7 separate regions of the Homo sapiens genome follow, and all the other regions are linked to region 1. A link is a loop called in an ENCODE intact Hi-C map of the cell type or tissue named here. Cell type or tissue: mammary epithelial cell. All regions are shown on one strand. Region 1 has its middle 120 kb from the start of COL21A1. Region 2 overlaps DST (dystonin). Region 3 overlaps DST (dystonin). Region 4 overlaps DST (dystonin). Region 5 overlaps DST (dystonin). Region 6 overlaps DST (dystonin). Region 7 has its middle 190 kb from the start of COL21A1.

What was found. Peaks named below come from ENCODE experiments on the same cell type or tissue, not always from the same donor. Only the 100,000 strongest peaks of a DNase experiment are listed, where the experiment ranks them.
Region 2: a loop joins it to region 1, with 5 times the contacts of the local background. A loop is called at or near these places in 36 of 110 quality-filtered maps.
Region 3: a loop joins it to region 1, with 4 times the contacts of the local background. A loop is called at or near these places in 32 of 110 quality-filtered maps.
Region 4: it touches region 1 in a loop (6-fold over the local background); 35 of 110 quality-filtered maps call a loop at or near these places.
Region 5: a loop joins it to region 1, with 5 times the contacts of the local background. A loop is called at or near these places in 25 of 110 quality-filtered maps.
Region 6: it touches region 1 in a loop (5-fold over the local background); 18 of 110 quality-filtered maps call a loop at or near these places.
Region 7: it touches region 1 in a loop (2.8-fold over the local background); 16 of 110 quality-filtered maps call a loop at or near these places.

Annotation. Positions count from the first base shown.
Region 1 is chr6:56,367,805-56,371,804 of GRCh38, forward strand. It overlaps a transcript of COL21A1 not described here. Among named protein-coding and RNA genes, the nearest start is that of COL21A1, 120 kb to the left of the region's middle. In mammary epithelial cell, a CTCF peak has its summit at 2,418; DNase peaks (open chromatin) are centred at 2,467, 3,007 and 3,257; H3K27ac peaks cover 2,612 bases.
Region 2 is chr6:56,591,278-56,595,277 of GRCh38, forward strand. It overlaps DST (dystonin), which reads right to left. Exons shown (of 104, transcript NM_001374736.1): 48 at 2,386-2,916; 49 at 905-1,081. Among named protein-coding and RNA genes, the nearest start is that of DST-AS1, 250 kb to the right of the region's middle. RefSeq lists an enhancer at 2,614-2,873. In mammary epithelial cell, a CTCF peak has its summit at 1,825 (motif pointing left); no DNase peak of the experiment used is centred here.
Region 3 is chr6:56,465,392-56,469,391 of GRCh38, forward strand. It overlaps DST (dystonin), which reads right to left. Exons shown (of 104, transcript NM_001374736.1): 98 at 3,591-3,608; 99 at 687-804. Among named protein-coding and RNA genes, the nearest start is that of COL21A1, 220 kb to the left of the region's middle. In mammary epithelial cell, no CTCF peak of the experiment used is centred here; no DNase peak of the experiment used is centred here.
Region 4 is chr6:56,547,998-56,551,997 of GRCh38, forward strand. The region is part of intron 61 of DST (dystonin); the gene reads right to left. Among named protein-coding and RNA genes, the nearest start is that of DST-AS1, 290 kb to the right of the region's middle. In mammary epithelial cell, no CTCF peak of the experiment used is centred here; no DNase peak of the experiment used is centred here.
Region 5 is chr6:56,697,377-56,701,376 of GRCh38, forward strand. DST (dystonin) reads right to left here. Exons shown (of 104, transcript NM_001374736.1): 9 at 2,277-2,369. Among named protein-coding and RNA genes, the nearest start is that of DST-AS1, 140 kb to the right of the region's middle. In mammary epithelial cell, a CTCF peak has its summit at 1,881 (motif pointing left); no DNase peak of the experiment used is centred here.
Region 6 is chr6:56,569,012-56,573,011 of GRCh38, forward strand. It overlaps DST (dystonin), which reads right to left. Exons shown (of 104, transcript NM_001374736.1): 52 at 3,736-4,000; 53 at 3,089-3,255; 54 at 845-1,001. Among named protein-coding and RNA genes, the nearest start is that of DST-AS1, 270 kb to the right of the region's middle. In mammary epithelial cell, a CTCF peak has its summit at 1,931 (motif pointing left); no DNase peak of the experiment used is centred here.
Region 7 is chr6:56,435,221-56,439,220 of GRCh38, forward strand. No RefSeq gene overlaps it. Among named protein-coding and RNA genes, the nearest start is that of COL21A1, 190 kb to the left of the region's middle. In mammary epithelial cell, no CTCF peak of the experiment used is centred here; a DNase peak (open chromatin) is centred at 2,491.

The DNA.
Region 1 (4,000 bases):
CCTGAGCACAAGAGATCCTCCCGCCTCAGCCTCACGGGTAGCTGGGACTACAGGCATACGCCTCTGTGCCCAGCTATTTTTTAATTTTTTGTAGAGATGGAGTTTCCTTATGTTGCCCAGGTTGGTCTTGAATTCCTGGACTAAAGTGATCTGCCCACCTTGGCCTCCCAAAGTGCTGGAGTAACAGGAATGAGCCACTGCACCTGGAAGAAACAATTCTTAAAGGTATATCATAAACACCCAAAAGCATTTGCGCACAATCATTTCAATTAAACTACTGTGAAAAAAAATTTTAACCTTTTCTAATTTGTGCTAATCTCAGCACTCTAACCAGAAATTATTCAACAAGCTGTCCTTTGACTCAACTAAGCAGGGGGGTATTTGCAGAATATTTGTAATTTTTTATTTCATAAATAATTCTAAACATTAAAATAAGTTATTCTAGGACAACCTAACCATTTTAAATTATTCTCTCATTTGTTGAGCTATAATTTTTATATACTAGACAAATATAAAATTTTAAATCTCTGCACCTATACACATCAAAAGTGTGTTCTTCAGAGATGTGGACAAATCAAAAAGAATTGAAATGACACTTCTTTCATAAGATAATTTTAGGTGGATGATTACACAGCTTCATGCATTGCAGAGGAAAAAATTCAATGTGAAATGGCTTGATTTGTCTACAGTTAGAAGAAAATCTCGGTTAAGAGCACAACAGTGGCTATCCAGGGCAGTGACCACTTTGTTATTTGATTAAAATTCCAGTTGGTCATGGTTGGAACCAGGTTCTTACTCCACAACCTCTTCTCCTCACCCCCCTTAAAATTCACTTACATTCCTTTTGTTTCAGAGTTATCTGCCATTGGCTGCCAGGGAAAGTTTGTTTATATTTCTTGGGAACGAAGCTTCAAGGTCACTTCCTATCATTAATTCTCTGTGAGCAAGTGTCGCTTGGGACATTTCCTGTTCCTATTCTCAGTGGTGCTGAGGAAGAGAAATTTTCAATGGTCTCTAATTTTTAATCTTCTACAGCAGTCTTCAAATATATGCTGGATGCTGGTATACCATTCATTTTATTTAACTGTGACTATTTCAGTAGAAAAATGTCCACATAATTTCTCCATTAAAAATGTAATATGCTCACTGCTGAGACTCTATCTGTAGAATGGGCAGCATGGTATTTTCTGCCATCTTTGGAAACAAGCTAGGTGGAGTACAGATTGCTTAGAAATCAATGCAAATAAATACTAAGTATGAATCCAGAGTATCTACTATTAGCTGAATATCGAGAACCAATTGTTTTGGTCATCTTTCCTAACTATAGCCAAAAGACAAAATTCAATTCAAAACACTTAAGTAAAAGTGTTATTTTAATCATTGGTGGCTTTTTAAAGATGGAAATACTAGTAAAAAGTGGAAGGACTTACCCTAGAAGATAATGAAGGCATACTATAAAGTTATAATAGTTCAAGCAGTCTGATAACAGGGTAAGAATAGCCATAAGTCAATTCAAAACAAAATGAATACTAGATAAACGCAGGACCCATCAAAAACCATCCTACATATCACACAGCAAAAGAAATCTAAGATGTGAGAGGGTGTTATGTAAAATTGTGTCCATGAAAGAATCAAAATATTGATAAAAAAAGTGTCTGATGTTGAGACCCAGAGGCTTTTCTGGACATAAAGGTAGAAAAAAAATAAAGAAAAAAAACTGATGTATGTGACTGCAAAAGAATGTAAATCTTCCCATCTTAAAAGAATCCTGAACAAGATAAGAAAGGAAACAATTGTGAAAACTTTTTTTATAAGATATGATAAAAGGAGTTAATGTGTTCAACAGAGAGAGATCTTTTAAATCAATTAGAATTAATTCAATGTCTCCATCATAGAAATATGGGCAAAGGATGTAAATAGCCAATTCGCCAAAGAAGAATCACATAAATGGCCATAAATACGAAAAAATTGCTCAACCTCAATGATATTCAAACAGAAACTAATTAAAACAGCCACAGTAAATATTTATACAAAACCAATTGATATTCAGAGTGAATGTACAGCTATTAAAGGTAATCACACTCAGCTACTAAAACTTCTTTCATTTGAATTAAAAGCAAGGGAAATGCTCATGATATATTTTAATTGGAAAAGTATCATACAAAACAGTTTATGTTGAATGGTTGTAATTATTCAAAAATATATGCTTACGTGTAAACATAAGCTAGAAAAAGACTTGAGGCCATATAGGCGTTATCTCTAGGTGGTGAGATTTTAGGCTACTTTAAATTTCTTGTTATGCTTTTCTGTATTTGTCTTTTCCTTTATTAATCAAAAAAACAGAAAAGGTCAACGGCCCACATGGAGTCTGATCTCCAGGTCCTCGCCTACATTCACGTTCCCAGCAGTGGCCGCTTGAGGACACTAGGCTCCTGGATTGCCTGATTCAGATCCCGATCTGGAAAAACCTGTCTCTGTTCCCGGCCTTCCTCAGAGTTCAGCTTCCACCGGCATCACGTCCCTCTCTGAGCACACACCGTGAGAATTAATCAGAGCCTCTCTGTAAAATGTGAGATTTGTCAAATATATGAAAAGCTAAGCAATAAAATTTGACACACCAGCTAAATACAGGTGGTGTTAACATGCAGTTTAAAATAACTGCGGTCCCTCTGTGAGGGCACTGCACATGATTAACACAGAACTCTATCCTATAGCTGGTGTTATTCCTGCATTTTTCAAATGCTTTTACTTGGACCTTTTCAAAATAAACCGTACAATTGGGCTTTATGTGCTTATATGGCAAAGCTGCTCCCTATGATACCATCACAAGGCGAAAGCATAAAATCTAGTTAAGAGTTCTTGCCAAAACATGAATCAGTTGTAGCATAATATTCTGAACTCTGGTCTTCTTTTTTTCCATTCTCTAATATTTCTTCACATCACAGCCCAAACAATTGCTCATAATTAAACTGAGTGCAGGAACAGGCCCTGGCAGGAAATGTACTTGGCAAAGATCCAATAGCTCTTCATTGTCCTCCACACAGAACAATTACATCAGTTCCTTCCATTCCCAGAAAAAGAATGGATTTTGCAGAGCAACAGATGAAAATAAAAGGAAGGAGGCAGCTTATTTACATATTTCTAATCAGGTTAATATATAATCTTTTTATGGAAAAAGGAAATGCCTTGAAGAATTGAATGATCATCTTAAAAACCTGCTTTCCCTTCCTCTAGGATCTGCACCACATGCTGACCACAACTTCTGCTCACCAGTTACTCATGTCTGCTGAAAACCCTCCAGGTTCAAAGGGAAATTCAGCCAATAAGTGTGATATATTCCAGAGTCTGGAAGCTTCAAGAGAAGTTAAATGCCATCAAGTTGCTGTTTGAAAAGTTAAAAATGTATCGTCACTCAGTTCTTCAGCATCTGCTATTTATTCAGTAGATTCACTGAAAATCCTAATGCAGAAAGAGGATTTAGGGACTACATTTGTACACTGGGATAGGGTAAGATAAGAGACATCTTATGAGTTGTTTGGCTTCAGCTCATCTAAATGACAAGGAATCACAGCCCAATCTGCTGCATTCTGATGACCAATGCTTTATCAGCTTAAGGGCATGCCAGGAGAGTCAGGTGCCCAGCCCCACCTCAGGGGCAACCAAGGTGAAGAGATATCGGCCTTCAACCCAAGTTCCCCCCATTCACGTGGACCATCCCAGGCCTTTCCTCTTCTGCCTGTTCACCAGCTCCTGGGTAGACTGGAACTTCTCAGGGTTCCCCAGGAAAGGGCAGTTTGAGTAGAGGGGCCCATCCTCATAAATCCAAGAAGTGCCAGAGACATGCAGAATCTGCAGTTCAGCCTCTCATTGACATCAGATGAAAGAACACTATATCCACAGGAGTGTCTGAGCCATTCAGGAGAAGTGGGTACCATTTTGGGTGCCAAGAAGACCTTAGACTTTCCATTCATATGTTATTTGAATTCCTTGACCTTTCATC
Region 2 (4,000 bases), 220 kb after region 1:
TCTGAAAGAGCAGGTGGACTTTTTGAGAACTGTATTGAGTAATTATTCAAGTTTGTATCTCTATGAATCATGAAGATATTCAGTAAGAACCCTAATCCTGGTCCTTAGAACCGCTGAATATGATGGTAGCATCCCTTCTTCCCTTCCAACTGTCCATTCCTTAACAAATATTTATTGAGTACCAACTTTGGGCCAGGTAATATTCTAGGTGCTGTGAATACAGCAATGAATAAAGCAGACAAAGACACGTGTTCTTGTGGAGCTTAATTCTAATGGAGGAAAAAACAGTGAACAAGATAAGTAAGTATAAAGATAAATAAGTGGCCAGGAAAATACTGAGTTTTGTTTGGGGATGGAGGGGCACGTCACAAGCCATAACAGCAATGTCAAACCTGTTAAGAAAACATCAGGAAGGCTGGGCGCGGTGGTTCACACCTGTAATCCCAGCACTTTGGGAGGCTGAGGCAGGTGGATTACCTGAGGTCAGGAGTTCAAGACCAGCCCAGCCAACATGGCGAAACCCCGTCTCTACTAAAAATACAAAAATTAGCGCCTGTAGTCCCAGCTGGTGGCGGGCGCCTGTAGTCCCAGCTACTTGGGAGGCTGAGGCAGGAGAATCACTTGAACCCAGGAGGCGGCAGTTGCCGTGAGCTGAGATCACACTACTGCACTCCAGCCTACACGATGGAGTGAGACTCCATCTCAAAAAAAAAAAAAAAAAAAAAATTCGGAAAAAAAAAGAATGTACTGTGGAGAAATAGAGTCAAAACTACCTCTGGAGGCAGAAGTATACTTTTCACATCATTTGTTCCCCTCTCTTAGCTGAAACTATCACAAAAGTGTGAGAAATTGGAAGCCTTTCAGTAAGACTACTGGAAATGTGGATCTTTCTCTCGCTTTTTACCTTGGTCTCTTCTAATTGCCTTTGAAGATTTTTGGGGTCCACCGCAATAGGTTCAGATAAGTGTTTGCTCGCTGTGGCCTCACAGGCCTGGAGTCCAGCAAGAAGTCCACATGAAGCATCTTCATAGTGTTGATATTTATCCACCAGATCTTTAAGATTATTTCCAAGAACATTGCACTAACAATCAAAAGAGAAAAGGGGTAGGAGATTAAAACCCACTATTTTCATATGCATCAAATAATCTTAGGACCTATAAAATATGTAACTTGGAAAAAAAACCAGACTTCCACCAAAGTTAATAAAAACTCTGTTGGGCTAAGATTTCCTCCTTTATATGAAGAGGTACCCTATAAGAAGCCAAAAAGTAACCATAAAATAAAGAGATAGTTCTGGATTTATACCAATTCAAAAACATATTTACAAGAGCTGAGTCTTAACATAGAATAAAAGATAAAGACATCAATCATCAGAGGAAGGAGATTTTGATACACCATGTGTATAGATATCGATTTGATGGAAGGGTTTTAAAGGTGCTTAATAAATTTCTATATGTTGCACAAGTTAATTAACAAAAGGAAGACAAAGAGTCTATATTAGAATGGAGCAAAGTCCAAGAGCCAGTGATGGTCTTTAAATCATTTATGCAACTTGGCAAGTCTGTTCAGATTATATTACAAACCAGTAAATATTTTCTTAGATTTTTTTTTTTCAAAAAAAACCTTTTACTTGACCACAGAAGTAAAACAAGCAAAACAGTCTTTTATTCATTAAGTATTAAAATAACATACTGATCAAATATACAAGACAAACACCTGCAGTGTTTGTGAAGAGGATAATCTGAGATGAAACCAGTTCCCAAGCTTGAGAGGCTGCAAGCATCTGTTTTTGCTTAGAGTCAATGCACAACCGCCATCTTGTGGTCACACTGGATATTAGAGCATTTGAGAGCTGGGACTTCTGGAAATCATGCTCTCAAAAACTAAAGTAACTTTAAGTTTCTCATATTTAAATACATTGTTCAGAAGTAAAGCAGGTGAATAAGATAGAGAGAAGGCTGGGCACTGTGGCTCATGCCTGCAATCCCAGCACTTTGGGAAGCCGAGGTGAGCGGATCACGAGGTCAGGAGATCGAGACCATCCTGGCTAATACAGTGAAACCCCATCTCTACTAAAAACAGAAAAAAAATTAGACGGGCGTGGGGGTACATGCCTGTAGTCCCAGCTAGTCGGGAGGCTGAGGCAGGAGAATTGCTTGAACCTGGGAGGCAGAGGTTGCAGTGAGCCGAGATCACGCCACTGCACTCCAGCCTGGGCGACAGAGTGAGACTCCTTCTCAAAAAAAAAAAAAAAAATAGAAGTAGGCTAAAGCTACCTTTTCCTCCTGTTTTGGATTTTAGGTTTCTTGCCTCTTGTTCCAAAACTATAATTGAAAACTATAATTGCAGATTGACTTTTCCCTTAAAAAATCAAAATAACATTACCTTAGAGTAGAGAGACCTGAACCGATCAGTAGCATGATCCAACTTGCGCTGCACTTCTCTGTGGGTTGCAGAAGTATCAACCTTGCCACCGTCTCTCTTGCTGCAAGATTTGGCAGCTTCCAACACTCTGTTTCCAGAAATTGTGATGTATCTCAAGTCACCTTTGTGAGAAATAACGTCTTCTGAGAAACTCTTCTGCCTCTTCAATTTGGTCATTAAACCATTGATGTCATCTGCACCTGCCTCCAGGTTTTCAAGTTCTTGTTCTGACTGCTGTAGCCAGTGCTCAAACTCGGTATAGTCAGCATCAAACTTTTCTAATTCTTCCTGCAGAGAGTGAGTTAACTTCATTTTCTTCTCTGACTCAGCCAGTGCAGTTTCATAATGCACTTTCAGTTCCTTCATGTTCTTTTGCAGTTTCTCTTTTTCTTCAGGAGAGAGATACTGACCCTGTTTCTCAAGCAACACTTGTGCAGACTGAGTGGCTATGATCACTGCTTGGTGCTGAGAGATGATCTTCTCGTGTTGGGCCTATGTGAAAACAAATTGATCATAATCTTCAAGCAGTAACGGGGTAACACCTGCAGGGAGCTCCTTGCCGCCTCAAGACTGACAGGTTTCAATGATCTACAGGGCTACAACTTGCTTCTCATTCCCCTTTTCAAGCTATACCGTACTCCCTTTTATTGGTGGATTTCAGAATAACAAGGCATTTTGAGCATGCTAATCTTATTTTAAAGAAAATTTCCAATCTTCTCTATGTACTTAATCAGATAGGACAGACACCATTTTTCAGAAGTTTAGAAAAACCAATTTCTATTCCAATTTTAAAATAAGTGTCTATAATCTGATCTCATTTTATTCCCTGCTTTCTCACAACTACCCAAAAAAGAATGTCTTTACCTAATTTTTGGACAAACAAGTATAATATTTTTTATTACGAAATGATCCTGGAAAAACTTTTAAATAGGGAAAAAGAATCTGTAACTTTAAGCTTTAAAAAGGTTTCAAAAATAACTAAGCAAGAACACTGTACATTCAGAGAAGCCCAATGGACATTAGAGAAGCAGATATAATAAAAGAGAATCCTGGAGCTACTCAGCTTCACTGGGCCTCAGTTTCCTGCATGTGAAAATGGAGACAATAACTCCTACACATCACAGGTTGCTGTTAAGGAGTACATGAGATCACATATGTAGAGCACTTCCTGCAGAGCTGGGCATGTGCCAGAAATTCAAATCCACTCTGAAGGCAGGAAGGCAGGGCTCCCAGGCAGGTGTGCTGCAGGCAAGTCACAGGTGTGCAGAGCTACTGATCCCCTCAGTCTTCAGGGAAGCAGGGAGGCATCAGGTAGGTGAAGTCCCTTTCCCTCCAGCCATAAGCATCTTCTTCCATTCACCCCAATTTGCCATACAAGTGTGGCAAAAAGGATACTAATCCTTCTGGGCAATTTCCCACATTTCTTATAATGGCTTACATGGAGCCAAATGACCCGCTCCCATTACCCCAGAGCCCCTTTTATTACCTCCAGATTCTTTGCTGCTCCCACCCTTACCTCCATCCCCACCCTGGTAAACACTTTAGGAGCTTTTTCTCCTGTTGTTGTCTAGTTACA
Region 3 (4,000 bases), 98 kb after region 1:
CCTACTGAGTAATTGGTACCTAATTAGAAATTGCAATCAAATGACCACGTGTAACGTAAATTGGTTGAGAACTTAAAAATTGACAGAAGGATCTCAAAACAGAAAAATTAAAAGCTAACTTAGGACTTGGGCTGGAAGATATGTAGAGAGCTATAGTATTATATGTTTATATTTTTAATGTTCTAATCTGCAACTTCAAAGAGTCAAGTTAGCATTGGATTATTATTTAAAAATTTTTTAATTATGGCTTTCCTCACCTGCTCTTCATTTCATAAAAACTTTGACCTTTAAACTTTTATTATCCAGTATTTTCGGTCTTCATCACCTCAATTTTCTTTTCTCTTACTTTGCTATGTCATAACAGACAAAATCCTTTCCTTGGTTGGTATAATTGTTTGGAAAATCGTAGATGTAAAAGTCTCCTAAAGAAAATGGATTCTAGTATTTCCCGCCCACCATATTTATCCAGAAAAAGTAAAAAAAAAAAAAAAAAAGAAAGAAAAAAATGAGAAGAATATGGTTTACATGACTGCCACAGGTTCTTTGGGAACTTTAGGCTGACAGACCAATGTGAAACATTCACTATTGGAATAAATGACCAAAATTATGCCCAGTATGTTTTGGTGCTGGATATAATATAAAATTGAAATACTTTCATGATGTTATCATGATAAGCATCTCCTTACCCCTGCAAGGATCATTTTTCACTAAGAACTCATCAAGTGCCATCCATCCACCTCCAACACGAACCATCACAGTACTCCGCAGGATCCGGACCAGTCGCAGTTGCTGGGAGTCTCCAAACTGTTCAGTGAAGAAAGAAAGAACCTCTAGTTGTCAATAATAATTCTAAACTACAGGATGATGTGCAATTTGCAGTAGCTAAAGCAACCGACTTTAATTTCTTGCTTAGTTCATAGCGATTAGTAAAATCTCAGAAAAGGGGGTTTGTAATGATTTGTGTTAGACGGCTGCATGCTGATTTAGCCCAAAGGAAACAGTTTGAAAAAAAAAAGATTACAAAGGTTATCAAGTATACTACCAAAGCTTTGGTCTAAAAATTATTTTTCTTTCTTATGACAGAAACAATATTAGTAAGGCAGTAATTTTAAAATGTTTCTAGGAATTAAACATAGCCATGAAAGTAAGCACTGGCCCACTTGCCCAGGGCTTATCCAAAATAAAATGATTCTAAGAAAAATTTAATAAGCTTTGATTCTTCTTCATTAAACTCTCTCTTACAGTAAAACCGTTTTCCACTGAACTCTGTGAGAAATCTTTATAAACTCATTTTCTTTTCTGTAAGGGCAGTTTTCACTTAAAAAGAATAAAGTAAATGAGTATGACTCATATAAATTTCACAGTCAACTAAAATTTCTGCATCCCTAATGATCTGGTAAACCAATTTGTTAAAGGCTGGATTAATATGCCATTTTAGATTACTGTAATATTAGAATAGCCAATGACACATTATTAATGATACAGCTGCCAAATCTAAAAGGTTTCTCTCATAGTTGTCTGTACCATAACTGTTGATACTAACAGGCAATCATCTTTTTCTTGCCCTTTCAATAGATCTCCAATAATGTAGATATGCTACAAATTCTGCAAGTCCTGAATAAATTTCTAGATTCCAGGTTTCTGATCACAGGTTTATGTTTTGAAAGCCTGTGAGAAATGATTTTATACTTTAAATCATTTCTAATAGGTTCATGTCCAACTCATAAAAACTACCAGACTGAATTTCACGGTTGTCATCCCAGCAGACAAGAAAGCAAAATGAACAGTCAATTAAACATAAATGGCTTCTTTGTAAAGCAGGTAACATACAATTGTGACTTTATTTGGGCTCATGATGGATAAACAGAAAACTCTAGGTAGAAAAAAATCTGCTACTTTTCAGTGTTTTAATACTGAGTTTCAAGAAGAAAACCCAAAAACAATACCAACCAAATCCCTCAGGATCCTAAAACTCAGAAGGACCTAGAAAGCATGTAAAATGCACCAGCAGGAACTCATGTGTTTTTCCATCAAACTTTTAAAAACCACTATTTCTAAATCTTTTTTCCTTAAACATTGAGACTTAAACTTTCCTATAATTCTTCCTGAAATGTTAATTAAAATTTAAAAATAAAAGTGTAAATTTATTTTGTTAGAAAAAAATTGGTGCCGCTAATAAGCAAAGGGAAAGGAGGGGATTTAAAGAAAATTACCCTTAAGGAACCAGATAATGGGACTAGATGATTTTGGTTCAAGATTATACTCAAAACAAAAGTTATAAGGAAATAACTAAAAGTTCCTTATAGAGATGATATTTCAAGTGTAATGAATACAAATAATTTTCTGTTTTAATTAGGCATTCTCCAGACAACTAACATCATCTTCAGAATTTCTCTAAATATTCCCAGTAACCAAATCACAAGACAAGAGAAAATAGACTAATGTTGCTGACTGTGCTTTCAGTGAGTAAAACCTTTTGAGGTATTTCTCTCATTCTCTCTGCAAATAAAAGATGCTCTCCCATTTGCTGACTCCGAAAATAGCAAGAATGGAAAAGTAACATTTCAGTATTATAGTATAACTAATGGAAGTTTTAAAAATCTATTCCAAGTAACTATTTCTATTTTAAATAAATTATTTGCTTGCAATAAATAAAGGTAATAGATAATTTGAAGCTTGAGATGTAATATGGCTTTAAAATGGAGTGGCAGAGTCATATCTAATGTAATATGGTCAGATACTATAGATAGCATGGTTCTTTCCAAAGTAAAATAAAATAAAATAAAATAAAAGCTTCATGAACATGTTTAAATCAAAACAGAGTATCTCCTTAGTTTCAAAATTCTGATCATGATGTAGTGCCACTACACAGGTTATACTGACTTAAATGTCAACATAAACATTTTATATTGACTTAAGTGCCAATAATATAAATATTCGATCAAGATGGCATAAAATGTGACTTTAAGATTCTGCATATATTATAGCGATAACTTTCCTCAAAAGGAATATTACTTAAAGCCTACTGAGTTAACATTTCTACTCAGAGATGCCAAGCCCCAAAATTGGTGATTTTGAACAAATGGCAAATAGCTTCTTTGGAGAGAACTTGTTACTTGTGGCTGAGTGCCAAGGAGACCTCTTGGCTCTCTGTCTTCCTGTGTCACTGCCTGAGGCTGATCCTTCTCAGCTACTGTAGACCGTATGTCCTAAACAGTTAAACACCAATGAGCCTAACACAGAGATGTGTGGAGAATCAAATTTGTGTTCCAATGAGTACTAGCATAAAATATATGCTCATATTATAAAAAATGGGAATTAAAAATTGCATTCGTAACATTGTAGCAAGCCAAGCTACAATTCATTATCTGGTTTGCTTAAAAGTAATCTCCTCATCTGAGAGACACAAGGCAAAAAGGAATCCTGGATCAAGGACCCTTATAGCGTTTACAGAAACACCACGCCAACCAACAATGTAGTAGCTAGGGAGACAGCATGGGAAAGATTGGCCATGGCAAGCTTTAATGACTATGAATTAAAGTTAAAAAAAAATCATCAGGAACTTGAGAATACATTCCACTGGTTTATACCTGATTTCCCAGGAAGAACTGATAAAAATGAAAAATGGAAGAAAGACACAATTAGTTCAACAGGAAACTTTCTGTATGACTCTAGAACATACACACATACTCACACTCTGTGCTTCTGGATGTAGTATCTAGTTTAGAGATGTGCAGGCACCCAGTTGTCCCAATTTCAAACCAAATAATCAGACTATTTTCTGTACACATATTTTTGAAAATCTTAGGATTTCAAATTTAAGTTAAAATTTTGAATACATTGATGATTATTTTTTTAAGTATAAAAATAAAAATAATATTTCATTTAGAAGTAGCACACTGTATTGGGGAAACTCAGCACATTTCTTATCTAGCTACTACATATAAGAGATGTTCCAAAAGAGAAAAAAAAAAATAGAGAAAGAGTAATGAAGTCACAC
Region 4 (4,000 bases), 180 kb after region 1:
GAATTACAATTGGGGCAGCAACAGAGTGGCCAGAAATAAACTGTAAGCAGGTTCTGAGGTAAGGCATTTTTTCACAATGGTCTAGATCAGGGGTGTCCAATCTTTTGGCTTCCCTGGGCCACACTGGAAGAAGAAGAGTTGTCTTAGGCCACCCATAAAATACACTAACAGCAATGACAGCTGATGAGCTTAAAAAAATGGCAAAAAAAATCTTGTCATGTTATTTAAGAAAGTTTATGAATTTGTGTTGGGCCACATTCAAAGCCATCCTGGGCCACAGGTGGGCCGTGGGCCATGGGTGGGACAAGCTTGGCCTAGATAGAGGTGGGGAAGGTACAGATTTAGCTAGGACTCATTAAAGCATCAAGTCTCTTTGATTTTCATTGAAATTAAATCATGCAATATGGTGATAATGGTTACTTCATAATGATCAGAAGACCTGATTGGCTGTTAATCACATAATAGGAATTACTGGGAGGCATTCCTTGTATACAGTCAGTTACATATGTCTTTGATAAATAATAATGTGTTAATATTAATGTTACTTAATAATGTGGTTTAGATTTGAAGATAATCTTGAGCTAGGAGTCTTCAGATAGGAGTAGGGATAGAGGGAACACCAAAGGAGTTTCTTTCTTCCTGCCTAGAGACAAACAGAATCGCCCTGCTATTCATTCCACCAATTTATAACAGTGTGCATAGAATTTAACCGTAATCATAAATAAGTGTAAGTGGAAAATGGTACTCTAACTTACCAACAGTATAGAAAACACTTCACCCTTCAGACATGTTAGTCCAATGACTAGTATTCAGAAGTAGAAAAACTTATGTACAACAGAACTTATATATAATCAAAATAGTTTTAAAACGTCAAGCTAACTAACACAAAAGATAACACCAATCTACTTTCAAAATCTCAGGATAGTTTTCACTGAGTGAGTTAGGACATTTGGTTTAGAATAGCATTTGCTTTAAGTATTATGTTTGAATTGGTATCTTAAACATGAACGAATGAATTTTGTCCTTGTCTTTACAAGAAAACCTCAAGTAACTATTAACAGCTATTTCTTGAACTATAGAAAGAAAAACAGAATCGGGGAAGTCTATCAAACCTGCTTTAAATCCTCTATTACGGGTCCAGTGAATAGAAGGCACCCCCTGCTGAGTAACTGGGTAATAGCTATTATTCTCAGTTCTGCTCAGAAGGCAGTTTATTTTGTATTAAGAAAAACTATTATAGGATTTTATCTGTGACATTAGGTTAAACTAAAGCTACCAGATAGATTAATGTCAAACTAGATTATATTTCAAAGTCAATAAGGAAGACAGACTCAGTCCTTCACTACTTTTCTGTTTCACTTTTAGGAATTATAACTAGCTTTTCACTCAATACAAATCATTCCATTTAAAAAATTTAAAAAACTTTCCAAAAATTATGTTAAAACTAATGTTTAACAAAAGTCTAAGGCCCAACAGAAACTAAATTAAATACTGAACTGTAAACAAGTCAATTTACTACTTTAACCAAGAAAGATATAATCACTAAAACAATGAAATGTTTGGCTCCATCTCAGTAGCAGCAGTAGTGGTGATCACTGGAATCTCCACCATCAACATCATCATTATCATCATCACCCTTATCATATCACGGCACCTACATAACATCAGTTTCTAAGACTGTTTTACATGTTCATCTCATATTTCTCATAGCTGCTAGTTTTATAGAACATGTTCCTTAAGTGGGTGTTCTTGGTATTTTGGATTAAAATGAACAATGGCTGGGTATTCGGGCTGTCTAAATTAGGCTACAGCAAAGATGATTAGAAAATCCCCCAGAGAAAATACCAGATGTGAAACATGGATGACAAATAAAGTTTACACGAAGCAGTGCATCATTTTCATCAAAAGAATCAGGTTCTGACACTATCCGTGTGACCTTGGACAAGTCACTTAACCTCCTTGAGCCTAGGCTTCTTTATAATAAGATGCAGAATAGTAATAGCATCTACCTCTCATGACTGTTAACAGGATTAAAGATAAATTAAAATAGTGCTTGACACATAGTAAGCCCATAATAAATTGATTTGTTGATTATTGTAATTACTATTTTTAAGGAATACACACACACACATACACAGATAAATGGAATTAGTGGTTGTGTGAGCTACCATAATCATATTCTTGTCCTTTTTTTACCTATGGCACTGGAATATACTAAATGCAGAGTATTTGTCTACTTGAAAACTTTTTTTTCAAGTCACTGGGTTTCAAGATACTGAAAGTATGCCATGATGTTCTTTATTGCTGAATTTCAATAAAATCAATCAACTCTTTCCAAATAATCTGAAAGCAAACAAACACAGCATGCTAAATGGTTTATTTTAGGAGAAATTATCACTCTATATTTCTTCACAATCAAATAAAACAATCTCTGTAGCTATTAATGGTAATGTTACTTATTTGGGACTTTGCAGTTTGCAAAACACTTTCAGTGCAATGGTGAGAAAGCTCCTCCTATCTCTTGCTTTTTCTTACTTTCAGTTCTCCACATGAACAGCCACATTTTTCACTGTACTTGGGAACACCAAAGGGGAGACACCCGCAAATAGCAGCACCAGTATTATTACTTTGTCCATTGTCTTACAAGTAGTTAGAAACAGCAAAGAGAAATGAAGGTCTTTTTTCTAAACAAATGCACAGGAAACCGAAAGAAATCATAATGTTTCACAATTTAACCATTTAATGTGGTTAAATTTCATTAGTATAAACAGTGCTTGGTTACTGTCATTTAATCTTTAAGGTGCTGACAGGGTTCTAGAGAGAATTCCAAACTTTACTGACGAAGGAAGAGTTGCTCCCAAGATCTCTCCCAGTCTTTGATGCAGCAATTGCCACAGAACTATGTTTTTCTAATAGAGGATTCTCTCACGTGAAATCTTTATTTTGCAAATCAGAAATACAAAAATTTGACAGAGCAATGAAGGAGGTCAAGTCAACAATAAGGACGTTTCCTTCACCTTCAAGAATCAAGAACTAAATACAGAATCACAGCTTTGTGAGCCTTGAAGGAACTGGGCTTCAAAGGCGTTTAATAAACTGCAAATAATCATAACTAATAACAATACAAAGAAAAAGAAGGTATTTTTCAAGATTCAGTCACCTAAATAATGTTATTAAAGACAAGCAAATGAAAGAGTTTATCAACTATAACTGCACAGAATTTGGAAGTCCATTTGATTCATATTCATCTCTCAAAGAAAATAATTTGTGGTTTTATAAACTGTTTTTATTTGGTCTTAGTTTATTCTTTATGCACTAATGGTGCAATATATCTTTGCCAGTAAAACACACCTCATAAATATAACAGGAGCTGTGAAACCCTAAAGGTTTATATCAGCCCCATATAGAAAATTGCTTGCTATTTAGGACCCTTTGTTTCCAGGGATAAACCTATCTTTGTCCCCTATACAGATGTGACTTCTGTTCTCACTATCATAAATAAGGCCAAATCCAATGACACGGAAACTGGCCCACCATTTTTATCAAATGTTTCATTCATTAAGTGTCATTGATCACTGTTGAGTGGCAGTCATTTCTTGGCACTGAGGAGCTTATGTCATGCAATAAAAAAAAAATTCACCTCTAATCCTCTGGGGCATGAGCCTAAGACCTTTGTTTAATGAAACAGATTACAACATGGAACTCCATATTGCCTTTAAAAATATGAGCTTTTAGAAGAAAAATGTCTGTGGAAGAAATTAAGAAGGATGAGAAGATAATTATAAAAAGAAAGGGCAGAAAAGACGGTAATTCACCATTGAAGAAATTGCTGGAAGATAAACATCTGCAATAGAGTTCAAAACACAGCCACGGTCACCACAGATGGCAATTGTGAATAATTCCAGAAATGGACCCTATGATGTCAGTTTCTGGCTTGCCTGGAACTTTGCCAAGCACCCTTTGGTCTGATTTTATCTCAGACCTTATCCCACAAAGGCCC
Region 5 (4,000 bases), 330 kb after region 1:
GTTTCCTAAAACACATTTTTTAAAATTTAGCAAAATTTAATTGAGCAAAAAACGATTTGAGAATCAGGCAGCCCCCAAACCAGAATGGATTCAGAGAGACTCCAGCACAGGTCCTGTCACCGAAAAAGATTTATGGACAGAAAATGGAAAGTGATGGACGGAAAAAGGAAAGTGATGAACAGAAACACATTTTTTTTTAAGCTCAAAGTAGTAACATGACTGGCATCACAACAGTAAGTAAAAGAGCCAAGAACGAAACTTAATTCTACCTCCCTCCGAAGCCTGAATGCTTTCCATTGCCCCAGTGATCCTTCGTCTAACATTCAAAATTCAGACACAGCCTACCTCACCAGCTGGTGATGAAGTGATTGATTCTCTCCAATAGACCTCTGACTTTCCCGTCTGGGGTTCTTGCAGTTTCAACTCTGCTAAAAGCTCTAGGATCTGATCCACTTAGGACTACTTAAATGATCCCTGACAAAGCCACTGAGGAACTCCATATGAAATCAACTTTTTGGCCAGTTCTACCTAGACTTTACCCAATTCTGATAACAAGGTCTGGTTCTGCGCTTCATGCCAAATTATTGCCTTCACTTAGGTTCAATATCTTTGATTCCAGTAATGCCCTCAGTCCTTTGGGGTCCTGGCTTCCAGTTCTGGTTACTGGCTCTCCCTGACATTAACAGCTCAGCTAAGTGGATATTCACCTGTATTAGCTGCCCTGTAGTCTGGCTGACTAACACCTTTTCCTTTGATTACCTGGATCTCCATGAATGTCCTTCTGCTGAAACTATTCAGCTGCCTCTGTTCAGGTCCTAGACCTACCTAGACTCTGATTCCTGTAGCTCTCCATACCTGTCAAATCTATCCTGTTCCCAACAAGCCCCCCAGGTACATTATTCTCCACCATTTGTCTACGTAACCTGTATTTCAGCCAACTTAAAAAAAAAAAATTTTTTTTTTTTTTGAGACAGAGTCTCGCTCTGTTGCCCAGGCTGGAGTGCAGTGGCGCAATCTCAGCTCACTGCAACCTCTGCCTCCCAGGTTCAAGCGATTCTCCCACCTCAGCCTCCCGAGTAGCTGGGACTACAGGTGCATGCCACCACACCTGGCTAATTTTTTGTATTTCTTAGTAGAGACGGGGTTTCACCCGTTAGCTAGGATGGTCTTGATCTCCTGACCTCATGATCCACTCGCCTCAGCCTCCCAAAGTGTTGGGATTACAGGCGTGAGCCACCGCGCCCAGCCTTTAAAAAAGTCTTATTCCTCACCAGATTTGTTTCAAAACCCCAGGTCCTTTTTGAAGCTGGCAAAGGATCACTTCCTCCTTCAAGATCCAACTGTACAGTAATCTATTGGTAAGATGTACTGAGTGCCTACTGTGGGTCAGGCTCTGTGCTGCACACAGAACATTTCTGGGTCTTTTTTATAATTTAAACTTTTATTTTAGATTCAGGGGGTACAAGTGCGGATTTGTTACATGGGTATATTGCGTGATGTTGAGGTTTGGGGTACAGATGATCCCATCACCCAGATAGTGAGCACAGTACCCAATAGGTAGTTTTTCAGCCCATGCCCTTTTCCCCCTCCTTCCCACCTCTAGTAGCAGAACATTTCTTAAGCAGACCAGCAGTTAGTAAACTAAAGCAAGTTCTAAAGTTAGGAATCTCCTTAAATCAAATGAAGATTCTTTTTAATGTATCACTTCCCCAAAACTAAATCAAAATCGGTCCTCAATTGGCTCAGGTTTATTAGATAATAATTCAGTCAATAAATTTGCATTTTCCTCAAATCTAAAGAGAGAAAGCACAGCTCTGCATAAAACATGAATACTTTTCTTCTTCACATCTCTTTATAATTATGCTGCCATCTAGTGTCTATCAAAGGAGGAAATAGTTGACAGTGCTAAGAACCTGTATTACTAAAAAACATTCTAAATAAGGACTAATCATAAAACATTTAAGTATCTAAAACAGGTAATACTTTCTAATGAGCAAAAAAAGTGTGTCTCCAGTCAATAAAAAGAAATATGTCTTCCAACTCTGAGATAACAGACATTGTCTTTAAAACTACATTTAAGTTTATCAAGAACAGGAAACTAGTTGCCAGATTCACAAGCAGCATGTTGCTTAAAAGAACAATTCAAATATATTACTTAAAGAAAGAAGCTTGAAATTTATTTTTCTTCCATAGAACATGAATGCATCATTCACCCTTCATAGGAACCACCTGAAAACTAGCAATTAGATGCTGAAATTAAGAAAATTTGGGCTTACCTGAAAGTGCAAAATTATTGTCCAGATTAATCCCAAAGTCAATTTGGGATTTCCATCTGTTATGTCATCATTTCTAATATTCACTAATTTCACCTGTTTTGAATGTGAAGAAGAGATAAAACCAACTGTTTATCAAACCTGAACCAGTTATCTTTACCTACATAAAAGCAATTCTAAAATTATACAAAGAAAAAATGGAATAATTTAAACACCAGTAGTCAACTAAATATTGTTTTACCCTTATTCTCAATCATTTTATATTACAAATCATATGGTAACAACAAAGAAAGAGCAAGTATTATTGCATTCTTGTCTTCCACAGCAGGGATCCCCAACCTAACCCCCAAACCTATACCATAGGGACTGGGCTGCATGGCAGCAGGTTAGCAGCGGCCCAGGAAGCATTACCACCTGAGCTCCACCTCCTGTCAGATCAGCCACTGCATTAGATTCCTATAGGGGTGTGAACCCTATTTGTGAACTGTGCATTTGAGGGATCTAGGTTGCGCACGCACTCCTTATAAAAATCTAATGCCTGATGATCCGAGGTGAAACAGTTTCATGCTGAAACAACCCCCACTCCTCCCACCAGCCAGTTCATGGAAAAATAGTCTTCCATGAAACCAGTCCCTGTTGCCAGAAAGGTTGGGGACTGCTGTTCTAGAGCAAGTACTAAAAGCATTCACTTGTCAATACAAAAATACAACTCCTCAAGTGAGAAGTCCTAAATATTTGAGATCTTAAAATTAGAAAAAATTTTGTCTTTTAAAAATAAATTTTATTTTACTTTTACCATTAAGTATGAAACTATCCTAACAATTCTAACAATTTTCTCAAATTTCCATTACAAGGTTTTAAAATAACTAGCATTATTTTGCTATCAATGTGCCATAAATATATAAGTCACTGGGCATTTGGAAGGCTGTTCAAATATTTTAAAATAATATAATACTCAGACTTAAAGCTTATCAACTGTCAAACTGTACATTCAGGTAAATAAATCAAATGATGATCCCTAACATTTACTTCCTGGACAAAATCATTTAATATCATGAATTTAAATACTGAGAATTATATACTATGATATTTAACATTTTACTTCTTGGACAAAATGCTGCCAGAAAACATTTCAGAAGTATCCATCTGGAAACTTTCACTAGAATGATGAATAATAAGCAAACAACAATAACATTTAAAATATTTAAGCACTGAGGATTTACTAGTATTTAATAGGGAAAAGCATTTTAATGTTCATAATATTTAAGAATAATAATGAAGAAATAATAAAAGCTAGTGTTTACCTCTCCCTCTCCCCCTTTTTCTCTTGCCTTTTTTTTTTTTTTTTGAGACAGGGTCTCATTCTGTTACCCCGGCTGGAGTGCAATATTGCAATCATGGCTCAACACATCCTCAATTTCCTGGGCTCAAGTGACCCTCCCGCCTCAGCCTCCCAAAGTGCTGAGATTACTGGCATGAGCCACCACACCCAGCCTCTTCCTTTTTTTCAAACTATTTAAAAAAAAAATTGCTGCCCCCTCTGACTCTCACTGTCTTCAATAATTTTGAACTCTCCTGCATTTTTTTGTACTAATTGAAAAATTACTAATATTTTGGCCTATGACGTAATGCCACCAAGTCAAGATCATATCCAATATATTAATTCTTTTCCATGATTTCTCCTGATACCTCAAGCAAGTTGGGGGCTATTGTCAGAAATGTTGTTA
Region 6 (4,000 bases), 200 kb after region 1:
ATTTCAATTACTTTTAAAAACACACACACGGTCGGGCGAGGTGGCTCACACCTGTAATCCTAGCACTTTGGAAGGCCAAGGCAGGTGGATCATGAGGTCAGGAGATCGAGACCATCCTGGCTAACATGATGAAACCCTGTCTCTACTAAAAAAAATACAAAAAATTAGCTGGGCGTGGTGGCAGCCACCTGTAGTCCCAGCTACTAGGGAGGCTGAGGCAGGAGAATGGCGTGAACCCAGGAGGCAGAGCTTGCAGTGAGCCAAGATCACACCACTGCACTCCAGCCTGGGCAAAAGAGCAAGACTCTGTCTCGAAAAAAAAAAAAAACAAAAACACACACACACATCCACAAATTTGGAATGGGGGAAAAAAAATGCCATATTGGTCAAGGCATAAGCCTTGAGTCAGAAGACAAAAGACTTGTGCACTATTTATGCAGGAGATTCAAATAACTTCTCTTTCCAAATACTCTTTATAGTAATATATACAAGCTAGAGTAAAATGCTGAGTGAAGAGGATGTTTTGCTTAATATTATGAGAAGTGGTATAAAAAATTACTGAAACTAAGTAGAGATTTGGTAGGAAAGGAAACTTGATTACTAGAATAGTCAGCAACTCATTAATTCACCTTTTTTTAAAAAAGCAAATCCACTGAAAATTTATGTCCTTTTCCAAAAGAATTAGTTAAGCCCCATGCCATGATTTCCAAAGGTCAACAAAATATACAGTACATATATGAGGATAAAACTTAGATGATATTAGATCAAAGAAAACTACCATTAGTCTTTTAATCTTTCATTATTGACACAAATGGAAATTTAGTATTAGATAACAATGATTCACCTTAGTGTCTTCCAAAGATTTTCCTAAATCCTCTGCACCAAAAGAAGGCTGTACAATGGGAACTTTTTTTGTTGTTTCTTTTATCCATGACTTCAATGATTTAACAAGAACTTGGAAAGCATCCAACTGTTCTTGACAAGAAGTTACAGCTTCTTTTCTACATAACAAAAATCATACAAGAATTTAAGTCACAGAAAGAAGAATAAATAAATTATTATTCTCATGTCACACAATGTTAAGAAACCATCTTCCATGTACTCTAACCCTTTGATACAGGAGGAAAGGTTTCATAGGTGACAACTGAAATCAGCTAAATCAGTAGTCCCCAGCCTTTCAGGTACCAGGGACCAGTTTCGTAGAAGATAATTTTTTCCACAGGCCAGGGAGGGGGGATGGTTTTGGGATGATTAAATGCATTACATTTATTGTGTGCTTTATTTCTATTATATTTACATTGTAATATATATTAAAATAATTATGCAACTCGCCATAATGTAGAATCAATGGGAGCCTGAGCTTGTTTTCCTGAAACTAGGCAGTCCCATCTGGGGGTGATGGGAGATGGTGGCAGATCATCAGGCATTAGATTCTCATAAGGAGCATGCACCCTAGATCCCTTGCATGCAGTTCACAATAGGGTTCCTGGTCCTATGAGAATCTAATGCCTCTGACGATCTGACAGGAGGCAGAGCTCAGGCAGCAATGTGAGAGATGGAGAGCAGCTGTAAATACAGATGAAGCTTTGCTGCCACCACTCACCTCCTACTGTGCAGCCCAGTTCATAATAGGCCATAGACCAGTAGATACCTCAGGGGTTAGGGGACCCCTGAGCTAAATAACTGTTGGTCTATTTTTCAGGCAAGGTTCATTGATAAAGATAGGAGTATTCAAGAAATCTGTAGCCCATATGTAATGGCACTCTCTATAATGCTACATAAACTCTAAGAATACACAAACAGTTTGAACATTATTTACATTCAATGAGCTTTGATCTGTCCCCTTTATGTGATGCTGAATGCCGGCAGGCACAGAACCAGAAGGGAAAGGTTGACAATCACTGACATGAGGAAAACATAATGCCACCTACTGGTTTCTACACTATACTACAGTCACGTTTATGGATGGATAAACTGCTGCAGGTAGTCCAGATTCAAGTCTCCCAAAATGAGTTGAAACCTAGTGACTAGAGAATTTTCATGTGTGCCTCCCCTACAGAGACTCAGGAAACTCCCTGGTGAACTGTATGGGTCGTTCTGTATGCTCTGCACCACGGAGGCAGTGCACATGCCCAGCACATGAACAACTGTGAGGACAGTTACATCTGGCATGTGGATGACACGTACATATATGCAAGCGTGCAGAATACTGGCAGATAAGAATGCACTGCAGCTGGACTAATACTGATAACTACATTATTTTAAAGTTGGACCCATTTGAAAGAAGAAACAACCTAGAGATCACCTAAGAAAACCAAGAACATTTCTTCTACGCAATGTGAATTAAATACCATATGACAGGATGGAACATATAGCTCTGTGAGAAGTAAAGGCAGCACTCAAACATTTTAGGTAGAGAATTCTGAAGAAATAAAGAACAGTAGTTGGAAGAGAAATGACTTTTCTATGTTCTGAGGCTTTTCTACATAAACTTTAGCAAAATCCGATGTATATTCTAAACTAACGTGAGATCAGAAACACAAAAGCTCAATCACAAGGCCCTGTACAGCTTTTTAGCTCAACTTAGGTTCATTCACTTGTTTCTAATAGTGTTTTTTCACAGGTTCATATCTCATCTACTGCTCTTTAAAAAGTAAACTATTATATTAAAAAGGCCATATTGAAATTGCACATCGTTTCTGAGTTGAGCTCAGAAAGCAAAGAACCACGAGCTGTTGTTCAAGGTTATTTCTGCCTTTGCAAATAAAAATGTGATATTTGCCCTAGGCTTCAGAGACTACAGCAAGTTTAGATCATTTTCAGTAATATACCACCGCCATCGTTTTTCTTATGCAACATTTTCCACTTTTATGTAAGAAGTATTGAATTTTCCTTCTAAATGTTAAACCAAATAATGCAGTTAACTTTAATAGCAAAAAATGATCAAAATATAAAAACATCTATAAAGTAGCCCTATGCTTATTCTCAAGTTTTCAAAATTGTTTCAGTTATCTATATAAGTAAATACAAGTATCTCACTCTAATTAATATAAATAGAATAAAATATAATTTTTAAAGTGGTACTTACTTTTCTTTGATGGTATCCTCCATTTCCTTGAATTTCTTTGACAAATTATTTGTTTTTTCAAGGACCAAAGCCTTATCACTTGGTAAGCCATGGCTGGATATCTCCTTCAAGAGACTATGCAAAACTTCAAGATGTTTCTTGTGTTCTAAAAATTCAGAAGTTGATTCCTACAAAGCATTAAGATATTCAGTCAATATAAATGTTGCTAGATCTTCAAATGGCATTCCATCCAGAGGTCTGTGCGGGATCAGAATGGCTCTATTCATAATTTCACATAAGAATGAGTCTGCCTATGGCCAGTATTCTAAATATAATAAACATGCATATAGGCTATTTGAAAGGGAACACAGTAAACCTTATTTAATTTAAAATGCATTCTATATTTTGTCTCTTTGTGGCTTCTGGTACGTAAGATGATACTTATACTACCTATGATACATGTGATAAATGATATTTATTTCCAATCAATCAGCAAAGGCTTCAAGGAAAAGATAAGGTTTGAAATTCTTAAAGGAGTAAAACATAGATCTTTACTAATCTATAAGCAATTAAAATGATTGCCAATTATAATTCTGGCACTAAGTATATGAGTTTGCCCTAACTATTAATCTATCTGATTAGCCTCCTGAGTAGTAAGGGAGGCATACCTGCATATACTGAGACAATTCAGTAACATCTTTTCCTGGCACATCTACTTCAGTAAGAGCCTGAGTTTTTGTTTCTAAAAATGTCTGGAGCTTTTCTGAGAGGTTCTCAAACAGTTCTACTTTGGTTTTTAGCTCCTCCATTTTGGCAAGAGTTTCTTTGTGTTTATGACTTGCTTCTGAAAACCGAGCAGACAAGTCTTTCATTTTGGCTTGCAGTGAGGATGCAGTGGATGGATCTGTTGTTTCCATAAATTTCTTCACTTTT
Region 7 (4,000 bases), 67 kb after region 1:
GCTTTCAAACAAATGTACTTCATAATGTAATCTCCAAAGAATGAAACTCTTTTAGACACAGATATTAAAAGAAGTTTCAGGTGATTTTAATGAAATAAATTTGGTGGTCATCCCCGCATCAGTTTTAACAACCATAAGAGCCAGACTTACAGATAGCTGACATTTCTTCTCCTTGTCAAAGGGAAGGAAGACCCTGTATTTTAAAACAGATCTGTCTTGCAGTTTACTCTCAGCTACTTTTTGCAGCCTCAGGACATTTCATCATCTTGTTGGTTTATAAATGTTACAGAATAACCTTAAGTTGCACCTAAGTGGTTACTTTACAATGCAAGAAGCGAGCCATTGAAGTTCAAATGTTTATTCAACCTCTAGTTCTTTGATGACATGATGAAAAAGAGATATGCTATGCATTAGTTGGAGAGGACTACTGATGTGCCATATCTGATAAAGGGTGTAGAAAATTATGGAGAAATGAAAAACCTGACCATTTCTTTCTGAGTCATAATTTAAAATGTAGCTTCATCTTTTGAATTCCTAAAACAGCAACCATTTTCAAACATAAGCATGAAGGGTGCTATAGAGTTCACCACGTAGTCTTTGGATAATCCACATCCTGGAACTTATCTAACACTGAAAAGACCTGACACTTGGCTATCTTAGTATTTTGAAGCATTCGTCTGAAACCAAGTTGTCTTAAAAGCAGGAACAGAAATGAATACCTTATTTGTTTATTCAGCAAATATTTGTTGGTCACCTATTATGCGCTTAGGTTCTTGGGATGGAGTGGTGAATAAAATAGTCAAAATCAAAATGGTCAAGCAACTCACATTCAGTGGGAAAGCCTGAGAAGAGGGACAGAGCGTAGGCAGTGTGCCATGATCAGGAAAGTGCCCTGAACAGGAAAGGGCAGGTTACAAAGCTGGCAAGAATGGAATGTACAGGAGTCAGCCAGATGATGGTAGGGCAGAGACTGTGGGGTAGGGATGGAGAAGGTGGGGTGGAGATGAGGAACATTCACAATGAGGCAAGTGATTTTATAGGAACTAGGAGCATGGAGATAGCAAAACTTTTTAACTATGAACACATTCCCCACTGTAATGGATGCCATCTGAGGCAGACAAGAACCCATAAAGAGAACAGTTCTAGCTCTGTGGAAATTCCTGTCTGTGGAAATTCCCATGGACCTGTTGTTACTGATACTTATTTCTTATAAGTGTCTATTAATATGGTAATACCAGCAACTATTTGTTGCATGATTGCTGTATCAAAGACATTACCCTGAGGGTTGTGGAGACCAACTCATCTCATCCTCTACTAACCTAATGAGGTGAGCACTTTCTTTCCATATAATAGATATGGCCAAAAAGCCTTAGGCAGGGTAATTTGCTCAAGTTCACAGAACTAATAAATTGTGGAGCCAAGGTATTAACCTGGTTCTGCCAGATAGCAGAACTATTGTATTTGGTAGAGGTCAAAATATGTGACTAAGTATACAGAATTATTCAACAATTATTTATCCAGTATCTACCATGGCCAGGAACTACACTAAAATCATAGATCCAAGGAAACGTTAAACAATTTCTGGCCCCATCCTCTCATTTTAGGTGTGAGAAAACTGAGGCTCACAGGAGCTCACAGGAGCTGAAGACTTAATAATATGCCATACTATCTGTGTCAACCATGAATGGGAGAGAAAACATAAAAAGAACAGAAGAAATAATGGAACTGTGGATTTTAATTTTAAAACATTTAAAAGATTGAGGGTGTAAATATTCCCTCAAAGTTGCCCCTCTTTTCTTCAGTTAGTCACCCAGAATGAAAATGCATTAGAGGAAAGTTTAAATCAAAATCAGTTAAATGACATCAACTTTTCTCTCCAAAAATGCTTTTAAGGTGAAGATCGTAGCTTGTATGTCTTTGTGTTTTTGCATTTTTACAATATGCTCTTAGGTACCCTTCCTGGAGTAATCCTTCGATGTGTTTATAATGACTTCTATAGACTGGCTGGAGATTGGTCTACTTAAAAATGGCAACCGAAAGAAGCAAGACCTTCCCAACAAACGACTCTTGGCTTTTCACTGGAGTCAGGAAGACTTTAAACATTCCCCACACTGGTCCACCAAACACTGGAATTTGCCATTACCATGGCATCACATGAGATGCATTCACTAAATTAACATCTGGGTATGATTATCAGTTTCTTTTCATCTGGAGTATTCATTTTTAAAGTTTGACCCATACTTCCCATTTACTTTCCAGAAGGTAAATAAGATTCCAAATGTTTTAAGCAACCTGTGGCACAGGCACCAACCTGGCTCCATTCTTGGAAACCACGCACGAGAGGAAAACCTCTATAAGCTAAGTTACACCCAAGTAATTTGGGCAAATTGCAGTGGGGAAGGAGATCAGGGCATATTAATTACTTGGCAAGGGTGTTCTTTATATAAACCACAAAGGTAAACCTTAATCCAGTTCCAGGAATGTCTGACTAATAGGCCATGATTTATGGGAAGTTCTTGGCCATGATAATTCTTGTCTTTGGCCAGTAAGAAATCAATGATCCAGAGCAACTATTTTCAAAGTATGTTCCCTAGAAAGTTGACAGAAAATTAATGTGGAAAAAAAAAATAACCTTAAACAAATGTGTTGCAAGCAAATAGGTTTGGTGAAATCTAAGGCCAAGGAGTTTTTCTACTGACAATAGTTTAGAATGGTCAACGATCTATGGTGTATTGAGCCTCTCCAAACTTATTTAAAGACAGCCTTTCTTTTGCAGGGTAATCTCACCTTTATCTTTCCCTTGCTGTAGGTCCTCATGTCCTAGGCCCAGTCCCTAACCACTCTAACATTTACCTCTCTCCTTTAAAAAATAGAATAACACTTCATATCATGGGGTTAATATGAGGATTAAGTGTACTTTATATACATCTGTAGTTGCCCTGTAAATGATAAAGTATTAGAAAAATGTCTGTGTTTTTAGGCAGGGCCATAACCCTGGTGGTGAATTAAAATATATGTCTCTTCACACTTTTTAGCTCTATTTAGACATGTATATAGTCCTTTATGGCTTAAAAATGTGTCTTTCTTGAGCAACTTCATCCCTGCTTAAGCTACTTTGGCCTCTGTTTCTTAAAATTCTGCCCATGGCCTCATTGTTGCATTTGCCCTGCCTGTTGCAGTACACACATGTACACAGCATTTTTCCAAGGTGTAAAATTTTGAGGAAAAATGGGATTAAACAATGTTCAACAAATGTCACATGTGTTGGTTCAGCCGGACGTCTCAGAGCCTTCATTACACATAGCATTATGAGACTCTAACAGGGAAATATAACTTGCAGCATATACTTGCATAACATGCAGGGAAATATAACTTGTAGCATCTTTTCCAAATTTATTTTACAATGGAATTCCTTTTGTCCTGTGATATCTATGAGTACCAGTGGTTTGCAGAACACACCTTTGGAAAAGCTGCTGTATAGGCTTGGTAGAAATCAAATGGCTTCGCTGAGAAGGAACATCTCAGAGACTATATCTCCAGTAATCTCACATTATTCCTTGATATTGATCTATAGTTTAAGTATGACACTTAAACCTAAGTATGAAATTATGGAAGTAAAATGTACAAATTGCAACCAGTTTAGTTACATATCATAAAAAGGTTTTGACAATGTCATAGCTAAACAACTTCACAGATAACATCTTGGGTAACTTAAGTTTGCAGAGTATAAAGTAACTGAATAAGTTGAGTTTTCTGATTAACTTAGATAAAATATTGGGCTAGACATGTCTGTAAAATTCTATAAGTATACTTTTTAGGCTTTGTCAACTCAGTAAATAAACATATTTGAAGCATATTTTGATGATTCAGGATCTTTATCTGTGCAGGATGTTCATTTTATTCAGTGACTATTAGGTAGTCCTACAGAAGTAGAGGGTTCTGGGAGTTTGCCTAGAATATGTACTGATCCACAACATATGTTAGAAGCTTTTTAAAAAAA